Regions from separate parts of the Homo sapiens genome. Here region 2 is linked to region 1. Evidence: read pairs that join two places in POLR2A ChIA-PET (ENCODE). Cell type or tissue: CD4-positive, alpha-beta T cell. All regions are shown on one strand. Each heading gives the region's core, and the rest is flanking DNA. Links, peaks and the distances in the headings are about the cores only. Region 1 overlaps MAN1C1 (mannosidase alpha class 1C member 1). Region 2 overlaps MAN1C1 (mannosidase alpha class 1C member 1).

Region 1 (8,474 bases), core at 354-8,353:
CAGCTCTGGCTAAGAATGAGAAGCGGCTTGCCCTGGTCCATCTGGGTGCTCAAGTTCTTTCTAAGCAGCCCCACGGGGACATCCTCTTAGGCCGGCGATCGTCATGCATTAGCCTCCTCTCGGGTGTTTGGGATTTTATCCTTCTTGGTTTGGGGGATGTAACTAACTAATTTGGCTTTACTTTTATTTACTTATTTATTTTTTGAGACAGCATCTAGCTCTGTCACCCAGGCTGGAGTGCCGCGGTGAGATCTAGGCTCACTGCAACCTCTGCCTCTCAGGTTCAAGCGATTCTCCTGCCTCAGCCTCCAAAGTAGCTGGGATTACAGGTGTGCACCACCACGCCCGGCTGATTTTTGTATTTTTAGCAGAGTTAAGGTTTCTCCATGTTGGCCAGGCTGGTCTTGAACTCCTGACCTCAAGTGATCCACCCGCCTGGGCCTCCCAAAGTGCCGGGATTGCAGGCGTGAGCCACTGCTCCAAATCATGGCTTTATTTTTAAAGCCTAACAAGGGAGGAGGGACACAAGGGTGAAGATGAATAGGGTCAACAGAGGCACATCGCACGCCCTTTGAATCAATGGCACACACACAGACCCTGTTTTGCTGTTTATCATCTCCAAATACCCCAAAAAGTGCCACCTGGGCCAATACCATGTGTTGCTGCACAAGGTAAGTTGAATAGGAGGTCCTGCCTGTTGGGCAGTTCCCAGTCCCTGAGGCAGAGGAAACAGGGAATGTGGGCGTTGGAGGCAGACAAGCCTGGCTGTGACCTGCTGCACACCTCTTTGCCAGGTGTGCAGGCCTGAGCAAGTCACCTCCCTTTCAGCCTCAGTTTCCTCATCAGAATGACACCCACTTCAGAGTTACTGTAAGCAACACATGAAACTCACAGGAAGGGGTCTGCACTAGCCGGTGGGCACCCATGGCTATGCCCTTCCTGCCCAGCACTAGAACTCGAGTTCTCAGTGGGTTTATTTGCCAGCTTTTGTGACAACAATGCAAAGGGACCCTTCCCATGGTGCCTGAGCAGGTGCAGGCTTTCAGGCCCCTGGGCTGGGGAGGAAGCCAAGGACCAAGGGCAGGGCTGCACAATGACTCCTCTGGTCCCGGCAATGGTGCCTTTGCCGCCCCTTCCTCCATAAACGAATATTAAAATGATCCTTGACAACTGCATTGGCATAAAGATGGATATAATCCAGGCTGGCTTCATTATCATGTTCGCTTTTTCTCCTCGGATTTTAAAAGAAATTAAAATGAAAACATTTTTGTGGGCCCTAGGCGCCAAGCCTAATGGCGAAGTCAGCCCTGTGCAGACAGCCATCTGGGGGGTGCCTGGCTGGTGCCGAATGCCCCAAGAGGCCTCTTCCTTCCAAGCCTGCATTCCCCGCCTCCCACCCCAACCCCATCTGCAGCACCAACACTGCCCAGCAGGGCCTCCTACGCTTGGCCTGGCCTGTCCCCCGACCTGTCACAGAGAAATTTACTGATGTCTGTCAAAATCTACCACCCCAGCCTACCTCCTCCCAGCCTCCATTCAAATTCTAGTATCTGTGTGATTCCCTGGCACTGAACTGTGGGGAACTTTATGAAGACACTTAAAGAGTTCGAGGAGTATGACAAGCCTCTCTTCTTAAATGCCCGCTTTCTCATAGATGTGTTCCTTAGGCCGGCATCATGTCTGGTAGCACAGGGGGATGGCCTGTGTCTTCTCTCCGAGGAGCCCACTGTGTTCTGCTCATTTTCACATCCTCTGCCCAACTCTGCTCCCAGCTCCCAGCCTGGTAGAGAGAAGGTCCTCAGGACAAACTTGCAGAAACTGAAGAAATTATTCAAATAAATTCTCCATGTCCCCAAGCACTGTCAGTTTCTTGTTGCAAAACAATCTCCAGATGCATTTCTGGGCAAGTGCTATTTCAAGAGGAGCATTATCTGGGAGCCATGCCCTGCGTGCTAGAAGGAAGGCAGGGAGCCAGGGTGACTCCTCTCCTCCGGGTCCTAAATATTTGCGCAGCCATTGGAGGGATTAGACAGCAGCAGTTATCCCTACATGGTCTATTCCCAGAATTCAAAGTTATTGGGGGAGAAAATGCAATTGTGCTTTATCCAGTCATTAAAAACAAAAACAACAACAAAAAAACAAGGGCAGTGGATTTCCAACTGCCTTTCAGACTTTGATGAAAAGAAAAACAAACTTGAGTATTAGCACCAAATTGTGCTGACAACATACTTCCGGGGCTCTTTGTCTTCCTCCGGGCTCTCTTTTCAGAATTTTTCAACAATTCCTATTGATCCCTGCATAGTTCTCATGCTGACCGTTTATGCTTGGGAGAACAGCTGTCTGTGGAGCTTGGAAACAGATCTGCCTGCCTCAGAGGCCCCGAGTGGCAGCGGGAAGTGAAGCCCTGGCTCCCACCTTCCAGAGAGGTGGCCATGGCTCAGTCTCCACTGGCTGTGGGGCCGGCATGGGGCCACTGTGACCCATGAAGCACCTCTGTCTCCAGGGCTGACCCTGCTGTCTGCCTGGCTGCACCAGGCTGTCATCAGCCAGGATGAAACACACCCAGTAGTGGCCCAATCACCTGCTATTTTAGGACCTAGAAGTAACTCAAGAGACCATATGCCAGACGCCCACGCTCTGTGATGGGGATCAGGCCTCATCTGGGTGGCAGAGTCGACTGACGGCTGAAAAGCAATTAGAAGGCAGGTATCCTGGCTCTTGGGACCTAGAGTGGGGAGGAAATACCAGGAGCTGCATTTATGACCCCATTTATATGCCAGCACCACTCACAGATGGTCTCTTACCATGGCCCCCACCCAGTACAGCCACACTGAACATCTTTTAGACCCCAAGGGGCCGAGGTCTTGCCACATCTCCCATCTAGGACTTTGCCCATGTGTTTCTGTGCCATAATCCCTCTCTCATGCTTCTTCTTCTTCTTCTTTTTTTTTTTTTTTTAATTTAAGATGGAGTTTCGCTCTTGTTGCCCAGGCTGGAGTGCAATGGCGCAATCTCAGCTCACCGCAATCTCGACCTCTCCGGTTCAAGCGATTCTCCTGCCTCAGCCTCCTGAGTAGCTGAGATTACAGGCATGTACCACCAAGCTCAACTAACTTTGTATTAGAGATGGGGTTTCTCCATGTTGGTCAGGCTGGTCTCGAACTCCTAACCTCAGGTGATCTGCCTGCCTTGGCCTCCCAAAGTGCTGGGATTATAGGCGTGAGGCACTGCGCCCAGCCTTTCATGCTTCTTCATTCATGCTTCCAGTCTCAGTATGGAGGTCAGCCTTCCCAAGAAGCTTTTTTTTTTTTTTTCCAAGACAGAGTCTTGCTCTGTCTCCCAGGCTGGAGTGCAGTGGCGCGATCTCCACTCACTGCAACTTCCGCCTCCAGGGTTCAAGCAATTCTCCTGCCTAGCCTCCCAAGTAGCTGGGGTTACAGATGCATGCCACCATGCCCAGCTAATTTTGTATTTTTAGTAGAGACGGGGTTTTACCATGCTGGCCAGGCTGGTCTCAAACTCCTGACCTTGTGATCTGCCTGTCTCCACCTCCCAAAGTGCTGGGATTACAGGCATGAACCACTGCACCCGGCCCCAGTAAGCTTTTTTGAAGCTCACCCCTCCAAGAATGAGTTGAGGAGCCCTTGGTGTAAGCCTGTACCTCACAGCACTCGCACGGACGGTCTTCACTGGAAGTATGATTCATGCGTCTGTCTCCTCACTGGCCGGGGAGGGTCACAGAGCGTCTGTCTTGCTCCCTGCTACTTGTCTTATGCCTAAACAGTCTGTAGCGCATGGCAGGCACTGAACAACCACCCGCATGAAGGAACGGTCTCATGAGATCCCAACACCAATCCTGTAAGAGGGCATTATCATCCCCATTCTACAGGACAGAAAACTGAGGCTAAGAAAGGAAACGTGATCCCTGCCCAGTGAGTTAGTGGTGGGGCCAGGGTTTGAAGAACCCAAGCCTCCTGACTCCTAGGTCAACACTTTCTCCATTAATACCCCTATCCTGGTACCAAACTGGAGAAGCTCTACTTCAATAGAACCTTAAGCCTGTCACACCAGAGCTGCAGTGGAATGGGAAACAGAGGCCACCCCATGGCACCAGGGAGTGTGAAGAGAAGAGGATGAAGGAAGACTTCACTGATTGCTCCTGCTGCTGCAAGAAGCACTTGAGGCAGCTGGTGTGGGAGCCCCAAATCACCCGTAAGTGAAGGCAGGAAGAGCAGGGACCATCTCTAGACCAGCGCTTAGCAGGCAGTGCAGGGGAGCTCTGGGCCAGGAAGCTGGGGCTTTGAACATTGTGGGGTTTGATGATGAGAGAGGCAGCATTCAGCAGGAGGCGAAAGTTAAACATACTGACAATAGCAAGCACTGGCAAGGATAATGGGGCAACTAGAATTCTCACACACAGCTGGCAGAACTACGAATTGGTTAACTACTTTGGAAATCTGGCAGCCTCCAACTAAAACTTAACATACCAATACAGTATGACCCAGCAATTCAAATCCTAGGTGTATTCCAACATAAACGACTCCTCATTTCCACCAAAAAACATGCACTGAAGTGTTCGTAACTCTTAAACACCCCTGGTGGGAATTTAAAATGGTGCAGCCGCTATAGAACAGTCTGGCAGTTCCTCAAAAAGTTACATGTAGAGCTACCAAAAGAGCCAGCAATTCCATGCCTAGGCATGTACCCAAGAGAAATGGAAACCTATGTCTACACAAAAGCTTATACATGAATGTTCGTATCAGCATTATTCATAACAGCAAACAAACGTAGAAACAATCCAAACGTCTATCAGCTGCTGAATGGACAAATAAAATGTGGGATATCCATACAAAGGAATATTCCTAGGCAATTCCAAATAACACTAGGAATGAAGTACTGATAATACATGCTACAATGTGGATGAACCTTGAAACCTTATGCTTAGTGAAAGAAGTCAGTAACAAAAGACCAGATACAGTATGATAGCATTTATATGAAGTGTTCAGAACAGGCAAATCTATACAGAGACAGAAAGTAGATTAGTGGTTGCCTAGGGCTGGGGAAGGGGGGAAAGAGGATGAGAAATGAGGAGTAACTGCCATTGAGTACAGGTTTCTTTCTGATATGATACAACCAAATCCTGAAAATAAAAATGTCCAGGAACAGAACGGAAAGAAAAACAGGAAAAACAAACTAGTGTTCATGATACAATAACAAGGAAAAAAGCACGCCATAAAAGAGTACATGCAGTATAATACAGAATTTTAAAGCAGACAAAACTAATCTATGGTGATAGAAGTCAGAATAGTGGCCACTCAGTCAGGCATGGTGGCTCACGCCTGTAATCCCAACACTGTGGGAGGCTGAGGCAGGAGGACCCCTTGAGGCCAGGAGTTTGAGACCAGCCTGGGTAACATAGCAAGACCTCATCTCTACAAAAAATTTAAAAAATTAGCCAGGCGTGGTGTCCCGTGCTTGTAGTCCTAGCTACCCAGAGGCTGAGGTGGGAGGATTGTTTGAGCCCAGGAGTTAGAGGCTGCAGTGAGCTATGGTCACACCACTGCACTCCAGTCTGGACAACAGAGCTAGACCCTGTCTATATTTAAAAAAAGAAGGAAAAGAAAAGTAAAAAAAGAACAGCAGCTACCCTTGGGGAGCTACAGACTAGGAGGGACCTGAGAGAACCTTTTAGGGTGATGGAAATGCTTTTAATCTTGACCTGCATGGCAGTTACACAGAGGTAACTATATGTAAAATCCATTAGACTGTGCACTTAAGATTTGTGCAATTTAATGTAGACATGTTATAAGTTATACCCCAATTTTTAAAAAGTAATTTTAAAACAAAAAAAAAATAGAGGCTCAAGTTAGAAGACCAGGGTTCGATCCTGGCTGTCTGACCTCAGGTAGTCCCGGCCCTCTCAGGACCTGCCTCCCGGTCCTCAGACACTGGACCACAGGCTACAAAGGATCCAAGTGGCCTGGTAGTCTGAGATTCTGGGAATGCACATACCTATTTGTCACAGGGTTTGCTGGGAAACTTGGCAAGTGCTGCCATCAATGCGGTGAGAAGAAAAGGAGGCTCTTGCTGTAGGCTCAGCCTTGTTTCTAAGGAAGGAAAGGTCTTCGCAAAGTGGGCGGAACACGCTGCCACCAGGAGAGAATGTCAATTTCAATATGAATCATCTCCTACATCCCCAGCAACTTGCTCTGGGAATAGACACCCTGACTCACTCCTCTCCTGACAGGAACAAGACTTGTTGCTGAAATCTCAGATTCCAAGAAGACCAGCCCAATACCCCCTTCGAAATGAAAAAGAAAGAAAGACAGAAAGAAATCAACCTAGTAACCAACCAGCAGTCACAGAACCCTGGGCAGAGACAAAGCAAACCCCTTTGTACTGATGAAGAGACGAGGCCCAGAGGAGGCCGGCTCACTCGGCTGCTGGCGCCAGAGCGGGGACACGAACCCAAGGCTCCTAACCTCCAATTTTCTTTTGACAACAACTTGCTACTATATTTTCTAGAGAAATAAATTATGCTCTGTGCTAGTGGAAAGCCTTTTAAAGAACAAGAAAATGGCCAAGATGCATCTTAATTAGAAACTGCTTGGCAAAAACTCTTTGAAGAAGGAAAGCGCAGAGTGTGGAGCGGTGAGTGGTCGGTCGGCGGTGTGAGTGCACGACACTGCAGCAAGCTAATTTCGAGGCGTGCTTTGCTCTGATGATCACCCCTTGGGCCCCAGGAATGTTCTGATCATCAGAAGGTGGCCGAGGAATTGTGCACATGTCACTCAAGGCCACAAGGAGACCACCATGGGGCCGTAGCATCTGTCTAACAGCAGGTTCTCTTATCTTCCTTGGGCTAAGGGCCTGGCTATCAGTGACCAGTGCTCCTAAGCCATTTCCTCCGACTTTTATATCCTCTGGCCTCCGGATGGCGCTTTCAGGGCTCTCAAAGCATGTGACTACCAGGAAGGTTTGCTTGCTGCCCTTAAGCCTGACCCATTCTATCCAAGGAATTGCAACATCACCACTTACAAAGCTGATGACAGCTTTTTCTCAAAACAAACTCAAAGCCTGGGTCAGGAATGTGCACCGCGGCCTGCCAGAATCAGTGAGCAACATAGCCCAACACTGAGTTTCCAGGAGCTATGGATTTTTTTTCTCCAGAAAAAAACCTCCAAAAACCAAAACTCATCAAGTAGTTATGGTATTTTCAGCCAGATAAGTCAAATGTATACACCGGGAAGGGTGTGTATACCTGCAGGGAAGAAAAAAAATGTAATGTTTGGTGAAGGCTTACTATGTGCTAACCCCCCATTTCACAGGTGAGTAGACTGAGGTTCAGAGAAGTTTGTGACTTGCCCAATTTCACTCAGCTGGTAAGTGCTAGGGATGGGATTTAAACCCAGGCATATCTCTGAAGTCAAAGCTGCTACCTCCCAGAAACATACGTGGAGATCCACGTACTAGGGAAGCAGCTGGTTTTCACAAACTATCTATCTGGCAACATCTGCAGTTCCCAAGGCAGCCACACTGGTGGAGTAACTCTCACCCCGACAAAAAGACCCACCAAGGCTGGTGTGTGTGTGTGGAGGGGGAGAGTATGAACAGTTTGCAGAAGGCACTACTAAGTCACACGCCAAAAAGCAATTGTAAAAATGACATCTTGGGGCCTGGATTTATTCCCTCTTCAACATCATATTTGCTCCGTTTACAAGGCAAAGATGATTTTTCTCTCTGCCAAGGCTGAACATTCCCAGCCTGTGATCTGAAAATCATGCTGTGTTCATTTTGCCTCTTAACTCACCCAAGGCCATAAATCATCCCTCAAAATGGGGATTTGGCTGGCAGTTCTATTGGGGATTTGCGAGGCAGAGGCGGAATCCAATTTGGGGCTCCTCATGGTCATCCTGGGGCTGGCTCAGAGCAGGGAGATGTTACTTTTGGCCACACAAGCACAGAGAAGAGGCCTGAACATCAGATCTGCTGACTAAGCAGAACTGCTACTTTTTACAGGGTCTGTCTGCTGATTCGGAGTGTACTCTGTGACGAGAGGTCAAGGCAGCTGCAGGGGATGAGAGGAATAGAGAACACAGCAAGACCCAGCCCTTACCCAGCCAAACCCAGGCCGAAGGACATGAGGGAAAATAGGGCACTCAGAGACTGCACTAGGCAATTTATTTATTCTACAAAATGTACTGAAAGCCTACTCTGCACCAGGCACTGTTTCTTTCCTTGGACTATACTTATTCTCATTATTACTTTTTACAAACATAATAATCACAGCAGCCTACATTTTATGAATGTATATGGGCAGGTACTATACACCAGGTGTTTTACACCCATCAACTTTCTTTAATCCTTACAGCTGTTGAGTGAAGTAGTTGTTATCCCCATTGTACAGATGGGGAAATTAGGTGCAGAGAAGTTAAGAAACTCGCCCAAAGTGACAAGACTACAAAGTGGCAGAG
Region 2 (8,474 bases), core at 212-8,211, 55 kb after region 1:
CACAAATGTCCACAGCAGCATTATTTATCACAGCCCAAAGGTGGAAACAATCCAAATGTCCATCAACAGAAGAATGGAGAAAGAAAATGCGGTCTACCCATACAATGGGATTTTATCCGGCCATCAAAAGAAACTCTCGCACACACTACAACACAGTGAACTTCAAAACTGTCATAAGACCTCATATTCTATGGTTCCATTTATATAAAGAATCCAGAATAGAAAAATTCAGAGGCAGAAAGCAGATTCGTGGCTGCCAGGGACTGGGCTGGGGGTAGTGGGTCTGGAGTGACTGCCTAATGGGTATGGTTTTCCATTTGGGGAGACAGAGTTGTGAAACTAGGCAGTGGTGATGGTCACGTAACACTGTGAATGTATTATACCTAGTGCCATTGAGTTGTACATTTTAAAATGGCTAACATATATTTTTATGTTATATGTATTTTACCACAATTTTTTAAAAGCCACCACCTCCCACAGCCATCTATGCAGTTCCTCAGTGCTCCCCGCACCCTCTGCAGCCTGGAAGGCCCAGGACGATGAGGGCACCATCTCCAAGCGGCCAGGCCTGGGCCCAGCAGGGAGGCTGCACCGCACACGGGCGTGGCGTCAGAAGTCAGATGCGTTTCGGTGTAGTTGGTGAGATGGCCACAGGGTCCTCCACCACAAGCCCTGCGGGGACCAGCACGGAGGAAGGAACAGGAACTCCGGTTAGCTTTCCGCACCTATGCAAGAAGGCTAAGTGCCCAGCACTGGCTGCTGAAAACGCAGCGAACACAGAGGAGAAAGTCCCCGCACATTTCTCAGTTCTGCAACAGTGAACTGGAATAGACATGCACCGGCCCCATCTCACCTGCTACCCTGGGGGATAGGCAGACCTCAACATTCATTCTTCAAGATGCTCACACCACTGAAGAAAGCTCAGAGTGATTTGGGCAAGACAGCAAAAGCCAAGGCTACTTGTTGCCAGAGACAGGGACTGCTGTGGCATCGAGCCTTCAAGACCTCCTTAGACATGCAGCCCAGCTGAGGAGCTGTCTTCAAACCCAGGCAGGGCCAAGAAGCAGGGCGGCTCTGGTGGCAGCAGTGAGGGCTCAGATATCGGGGAAATCTGGAAGGATGGCTGGAGCCAGAATGCCACTTAGACATAAGTGGATGGCAGTTTCAGCAGGAACTTTGCCAAATGACTCTCCCTTCAATGGTCGGGGCTTGGTTTCAAGTGAATGCTACCGTTCAAGTCGAGGATTCCAGGCAGAAACTGAGAGGAACATGGTGTTATCTATTTGGCCCCTGTGTGCTTGTGGTCACTGAGTAAAGACAAAATACATCTTCACCACTCTGCAATTTCTTCCTTTCCTCGAGAGCAATGAAGATGAACTTCTTTCCTGATGAAGGAGCTAGCCTGTGAATCTTCAGTGTGTGGCCAGGCCAGAGATGCATCCTGTTTCCAGAAAGGCGATGGAGGAACCACTCTGGGCATTCTGCTGGGATAAGGAATGAGCTACAAGCCTGGGTTCCTGCAGCACAGCCCAAGAGAAGAGGCACAGGACAGTCCTCAGGTGAGCTCTTGCACTCTCAGTGGGAAGCCAGAAAGCAGACAGCTCAGAGCGCCTGGAGCTCCTTGGCAGAGGTGGAATGGTGAGCCTTGACCAACGTCAGAAGATGGGGGAGAAAGAGGCTTTCCAATCCTTGATGCCAGCAAGGGAACAAAGCCCAGGAGCCTGCAGCCAGTGAAGACGCCCTCAGCACACCAGGCGAGGGGAGAGGACAAGGGGAAACTGCAGGAAAGCCCCCCAGTGGCTGAGGCATGCTCACCAGGGTCAGCAGGCAGTCAGGTTTGGCAGAATCAGCTAGTAAAGGGAAAAGCAGGCTGGATGTGGCACTTGGTCTTTCTGCTACCTGACTCAACCTTCTCCCCCAACCTCTGGTTGTTCTTTAAAACACTGGTGTTCCCAAAGGCTCTGAGCCCTCTCCCTTTCCATCCAGGTTTTCCTCAAATGGCTCTGTGCTCAAGCCTTCAAGCCCTGACTCGCTAAACTAGGACCTCTAAATCTACATCTCTCGGCCGGGCGTGGTGGCGCATGCCTGTAATCCCAGCACTTTGGGAGGCTGAGGCAGGAGGATCGCTTTGAGCCCAAGAGTTCAAAACCAGGCTGGGTCACATGGCAAAACCCCATCTCCACAAAAACGCAAAACAATTAGCTGGGTGTTGGTGGCACGCTCCTGTAGTACCAGAGAGGCTGAGGCTGGAGAATTGCTTGAACCCGGGAGACGGACGCTACAGTGAGCCCAGATCGCACCACTGTACTCCAGCCTGGGTGACAGGGTGAGACCTTGTCTCAAAAAAAAAAAAAAAAAAAAAAAAATATATATATATATATATATATGTCTCTGGTACCATTACCCCAATCAGTCCTAAGCCCATATTTCCAACAACCCATTAGATGTGTCCACCTAGATTTCACAAGCATCTCATTTTTATCACGCCTAGCATTAAACTCCTCTCCCCCTTCCAAGATGTCTCACAGTCTCCCACTTCTTTATGTCACCTTGTGTCCCAGGTAGAAGCCTTGACCTTTCCAAGCTGCACCTATATCCACATGCACAACACCTCCCACGACTCAGTACACGGAGCTTTCTGCTAGTTTGCAAACCCACTACCCCCAGGATTGCCCACATTCTCCTGAAATGCCATTCTTTCCCCCACGCCCATGGCTCACGTCATCTTCAGGTGACTCCGCAGCCCTTTGCTCACACCTTTATCTAGCATCTCCATGGTGTTACCATGGTGCACCCGTAAGACCTTTCCATCCTCAGCATGTCAGGCATTGCCTGGCACACAGTAAGAACAAAGTAAGGCCCTGAAAAAGCTGAAGTGGAACAAAACAGTTAAGCAGCACTTAATATTCCTCTCACTGCGTATCAGTTCAACTACATTATTTCATGAAGTCTGGTTTGGACCTGTTTGACAACTAGATTTCCAACATGAATCAGTTCTGCAAATTCTAGCAGCCACATGAAGGCAATTTTTAGGACAATAATGTTAGGGGGTAGAAAACAGCAGATAAAAGGAGGTAGGGCTGGGCACGGTGGCTTATGCCTGTAATCCCAGCACTCTGAGAGGCAGAGGCGGGTGGATCACTTGAGCTCAGGAGTTCGAGACCAGCCTGGCCAACATGGAGAAACCCCGTATCTACTAAAAATACAAAAAAATTAGCTGGGTGGGGTGGCGGGTGTCTGTAATCCCAGCTACTCGGGAAGCTGAGGCAAATAATAATAATAATAATAATAATAATAAATATATATATATAAAAGGCCAGGCGTGGTGGGTCAGGCCTGTAATCCCAACACTTGGGGAGGCCGAGACAGGTGGATTATCTGAGATCAGGAGTTCGTGACCAGCCTGGCCAACACAGTGAAATCCCATCTCTACTAAAAATACAAAAAAAAAAAAAAAAAAAAATTAGCCAGGCGTGGTGGCGGGTGCCTGTAGTCCCAGCTACTCAGGAGGCTGAGGCTGGAGAATCGCTTAAAACCAGGAGGCAGAGGTTGCAGTGAGCAGAGATCGTGCTATTGAACTCCAGCCTGGGTGACAAGAATGAAACTCTGTTTCAAAGGTAAGTAAATAAATTAATTAATTAATTAATTAATTAAAAGGGAGGTAGGACTAAGGACTGCAGCCAGACAAAATAAGAGGATAGAGGGAGAGGATGGAGAACTAGAAGGTCCCTCCCCAACCCCGTCCCTCTGCAATCTAAGAAATGGCGTCCACCTGGGAGAATGGGCAGAAATGGACCCATGCAGAAATGTCTCAGCGTCTAATTAAACATCTTAGACTCTGCTGCGCATGAGAAGGGAACCTACGTCCCCCACAGAACCCTGACAAATGAGTCATTTCCAATCAATCTATCACCATAGCATCTGGGTACCTCAGGAAGATGAAAATAAGACCAATACATAAATGAAAACCAATATACAAACAATCATCTCCCCACACAGGCCTCCAGGAAACCACAGCTACAACCATCTGCCAAGCTCCATCCTCGTCACTGCTTCCTGCAGCCAGCGGCCTCGGAGCAAGCTTGGTTTCATATACGATTTAACAGAGGGAAATATATTCTCTGAAGTCTGACTCTCTATGAATGCTCTTAGGCTAAATGTCCACCCCTTGAAGCTGGAATGAAATAAGTCTGGGACAAATAGGATGTGTTTTCTATGCTGTATTAGCCAAAGAATTTGCTAGAAATAGTTGGGGCAGATTGAAGAACGATTGCAAGTTGGCAAAGGTTGAGAATTCACAGGTTTCTTGCATAGAAACAGAGCTCTCCAAGGGACCATCATTAAGCCCTGGGGAGGATTCTCACACTAATCTACAGCATATTCTCACTTTCTGCTGCTCTGCCAGAGGTGGCCTGGATAGATTTGATCTGATCAACCCAGGTCAGCAATTCTCAGGTGAAGTCACGTCTAGCACCTGGCATGGCTGAGATGAAACAGCAGAGCACGGCTGCAGAGTCGGAACCACCTGGGACTGGGTTAGGCTCTTTCACTTCTTCAGTATCTCCTATTTCCTGAGCATCAATCAGTTACTGGATTTTACAGATGACCACCGGCTTTGTTGCCCTCAGGATCTCTGTAAGGCCCTCAGGATCTCTGTAAGGGCAAGGCTGCTTAGCTAATGAGAATAGCAGAGGCAGCCACAGGAGGGAGGGCGATGGCCTGTGGGGAAATCGACTTCGGGACAAGCAAATATTTTCATTTCAGCTGTTTATGTCCTGGCTACTTCCTCAAAAAAGATTTAGGTGGGACAGGCAAATATTGATGCAGCCAAGTAATATTTCCCTACATCCATGCATCTGTATGTGGTTAGAAGTGATTCCAGTACATGCCAAGATTACACAATAAAATTCCTTAAAGCCAGAGACTCGTCTTTGTCTTTCCTTCAGCTCTTGCAACTGAGACTCAATAGATGGTAGGTGTTTTCAATATTTCTCTTAAAGTTTTAATAAATTCATGGCTTATCCGTATCATGTAAACAGTGTCTGCTCTTAACTCTGGAAAACTCAGTTTTGACTCTTGTCTCCAGCTTTTTTCTCACTCAATTTCGGTGCAGGTCTTAATAAATACAGAAAATTTCCAACCTCTTCCATAAGTGGGTCAAAGGGAACTACAGCCAGAAAAGAGATAAGTCGAGGCTAAGACAAAATTGCCATAGGTTCATTCTAAAGATTTTTCAATCCCTGTGCTCAGGCTACACCCAAGACCAATTAAATTTGCATCTGTGATTTAATTGGAGGAACTCAGGCATCAGTATTTACTAAAATGCCCCAGATAATTCCGGACTGCAATAAAGGGTAGATACCCTGGTCTAAAGATTCACAAGACCGGTTCTTTTACATGCCTATCCAGGCTATGACAGTTTCTACGCTCTTCCATTCCAAAGTGAAAACTCTTCCTCTAAGTTATCACCCACTAGCCTTCAAATGATGTCACAGAAAGAACATCACCCTTGGAGTGGGGAGGGGAGGTTTAAGTCTAGGCATCACAATTTAAACTGGTGGGACCTGGGGTTGGTCACATCCCTTTTCAGGGTCTTCAGCCTCTCAGCCATAAAACAGGATGACAGCCCATGCTCTGTATGCCGCAAGGCTGTTGGCTGGATCAGCTAAACTCTTAAGAGGATGTGTGGGCTCTAAGAATACCCCGCGCACTGGGAATTTTTGACCTGATCTGTCCAGGAAGCATTGTTCCAGCCTAGCCCCGACTACCCTTCAAAGCAGACTCCCTGAGGATTCTTACATTTAAAAGACTACAGGCTATACAGAATCCAAAACCCCCTTCTCTAACAGGCAAGTCGACTTCGAGTTCCAGAGCTCACAAACCTGAATCCCGCTCCTATTAGCGCCAAGTTGAACAGCACTTCACTCAGAGCACAGAGAACCTTATCATGCTATAATCTACTCCAGTGCCTAATCACAGAAATGTCTAATGTTGGTCTCCCTTGGCTCGATCTGGATTGATACCTTTCTGGCACCATTTTTAGTTACTCAAGGATCAACAATCAGGCATAGATATCCTAGCATGATTATAGGGAAGTTATTACACAATACCGCCTCTGAGTGTACATTAGTGTGGGGTCTCTACCCCTCACTTAATTATACACACAAAAATGCCAGTATCTGAAACTGCTAGAGAAGTCTCTAGACTGAGCTATTATTCTGCCAAAACATGAACCTTTCTCTACAAAGGGTTTCCTTATAATCTGAAGTAGCAAAATTGATTCTATTTTATAGGCTGTTCTCTAAGGTCCAGTTCTGAAAGGAAGAAACTAAAGTCTTCTTTTTCTTATTGATTCTTATAATTAAAAAACAAGACTACTCCAGAGCTCTGTAAGGTATGTGACAGACATGGAGAATGGCTTCTGGGAGACTTGGAAAGGAGGAAGATTTGCTAATTTAGGTCAAGGAAGTGCAGAAAAACAGAAAAGGTGCTGAAATGTCTTCCCAGGAAATCAGCATTTACTTGGCAAAGTATAGGTTTAACCTCTCAAAAGTTCATTCCAAGAATGAGGATGGGGGAGAGGGATCTTAAGTAAGAGACTTAAAACTTTTATTCAACACCTTCACCCATCCCAAATCAGACAAATGAAATTAAAGGCAGCCTTTGCAATAAAATATGATATTTACTTCACATTGAAATTTTCTGAATGAGGAGAGACAAGAGATCAGACCTCACAGATGGTGCCTTGGAAACTCCTTCAGCTACTTAGCATCCCTCTGATTAGTAATTCAGCAATTTGGCTTATGTGAACGATTCTCTTTTTAAAAACTGTTTTAATGTGAGAATTTACAAACTAAGTTTTAAAAAGCAGTCATTAGGCTTAAGGTAAAAAGCCCAGAGAAAATATTTGACAGGTTATAATATACTGAAATTCAAACTGATAGAGGCTACTAGAACACGACAAATATCAACAAACATTTTCTTCTAACAGCTAAAAGCAGATGAGCAAAAAATACACAAATAACTTGAGATGACATCAGCCAGAAATTAGGAGCCCTTTGGAGAACTGTTGTCTCTCTTCAGGTCATAGTTTCAACACAAAATTATATTTCACTCATCCAATGCCAATTACAAAAAAATAAGTAAGAATCTTTAAATATCTAAATTATGCAAAAACCTGTACACTGAAGTTCATGCATTTGATTCAGGAGTCTTTAGAGATCTACTCAATGTCTGTTTATTTGTACTTTACATATAAGGCCAACAAGCTAGATTAAATAGTTTCCTAGCCAACCGCAGGTTAGAAAATAACAAAGGAAGGGTGGAGAATATAGTAGCCAGAGGCAAGTATTCTGACAGCTACAAGAAGTAACAGCTGACAGCCCAACAAAAAGAGGGGAGAAAAACTGTTTCAAAGCAGATGAACCTAGAATCTCAAAAAAGTAGCATCCACAATGTGTAGCATAGAATAAAAAGTGTCTAAACACGTTAAGATGTAGGAAGCTGTGACCCATACTCAGCAGATAAGTCAGTCAATATAAACAGGCCAAATGATGACAAAGATGTTGGAAATAGCAAACAAAAACTTTTTTAAAAAGCTATTATAAATATGCTTTAGGATTTAAGGAAAATATGGAAACAATCAGTGAACAGATGGGAAATCTCAGAGAAACAAAAACCATTAGAAAGTCCAAATGGAAATTCTAAAAGTAAAAACTGCCTGAAATAAAAAAGTCATTGGGTGAGCTTACAACATATTGTACATTACAGAAGCGTTCAGTGAACTTAAAGATAGGTTACTATAAATTATCCTCACAGAAGTACAGAGAGAAAGGAAGACCAAAGAAAAAAAATGAGCAGAGCCTCAGTGACCTCTAGGATGATATCAAGCAATCTAACTTATATGTAACTGGAGTTATAAAAGAAAAGGAGATGGGCTGAGAAGAAATATGGGCCAAACTTTTTCCAAACTGATGAAAAAATATCAATCCACAGACAAAATAAGCTCAAGAAACCCCAAGAAAGATCAACAACGACAATCACACCTAACTACAATAGTCAAATTGCTGAAAACAAAGATAAACTGAAAATCTTATAGCATCCAAAGGGAAGGAGAAACCAGCACATGCAGGGGAATATCCTGTAACTTCTCATCAGAAAGAATTCAGGCTACAAGACAATGGAATGACATCTTTGGCGTAAAGAAAGAGTCAACCTAATATTGTATATCCAGCAAAAATACCCTTTTGAAATAAAGGCAAAATAGAGATGCTTTCTGATAAAACAAAAGCTGCAAGGATTTGTCACCAGCAGATCTACACTACAAAAAAAATGTTAAGAAGGATTTTTCATGCTGAAGGGAAACAATACCAGATGGATATCAGACATATAAGAAGAAATGAAGAATATTGGAAATGGTCAGTATATGGGTAAATAAAAGGAATCTAAGTTATTAATTTATTTAAGACAACTGA

The links. Peaks named below come from ENCODE experiments on the same cell type or tissue, not always from the same donor. Only the 100,000 strongest peaks of a DNase experiment are listed, where the experiment ranks them.
Region 2: POLR2A ChIA-PET joins it to region 1 with 10 read pairs; 5 of 35 experiments call an interaction of 5 or more read pairs at or near these places.

What each region holds. Positions count from the first base shown.
Region 1 is chr1:25,693,790-25,702,263 of GRCh38, reverse strand. The region is part of intron 2 of MAN1C1 (mannosidase alpha class 1C member 1); the gene reads right to left. Among named protein-coding and RNA genes, the nearest start is that of MAN1C1, 81 kb to the right of the region's middle. RefSeq lists a silencer at 6,032-6,326 and an enhancer at 6,055-6,554. In CD4-positive, alpha-beta T cell, for the core only: no CTCF peak of the experiment used is centred there; a DNase peak (open chromatin) is centred at 4,283.
Region 2 is chr1:25,638,411-25,646,884 of GRCh38, reverse strand. All of the region lies in intron 1 of MAN1C1 (mannosidase alpha class 1C member 1), which reads right to left. Among named protein-coding and RNA genes, the nearest start is that of MAN1C1, 26 kb to the right of the region's middle. RefSeq lists a silencer at 1,181-1,381 and an enhancer at 3,876-3,925. In CD4-positive, alpha-beta T cell, for the core only: no CTCF peak of the experiment used is centred there; DNase peaks (open chromatin) are centred at 4,024 and 4,464; H3K4me3 peaks cover 1,202 bases; H3K27ac peaks cover 1,663 bases.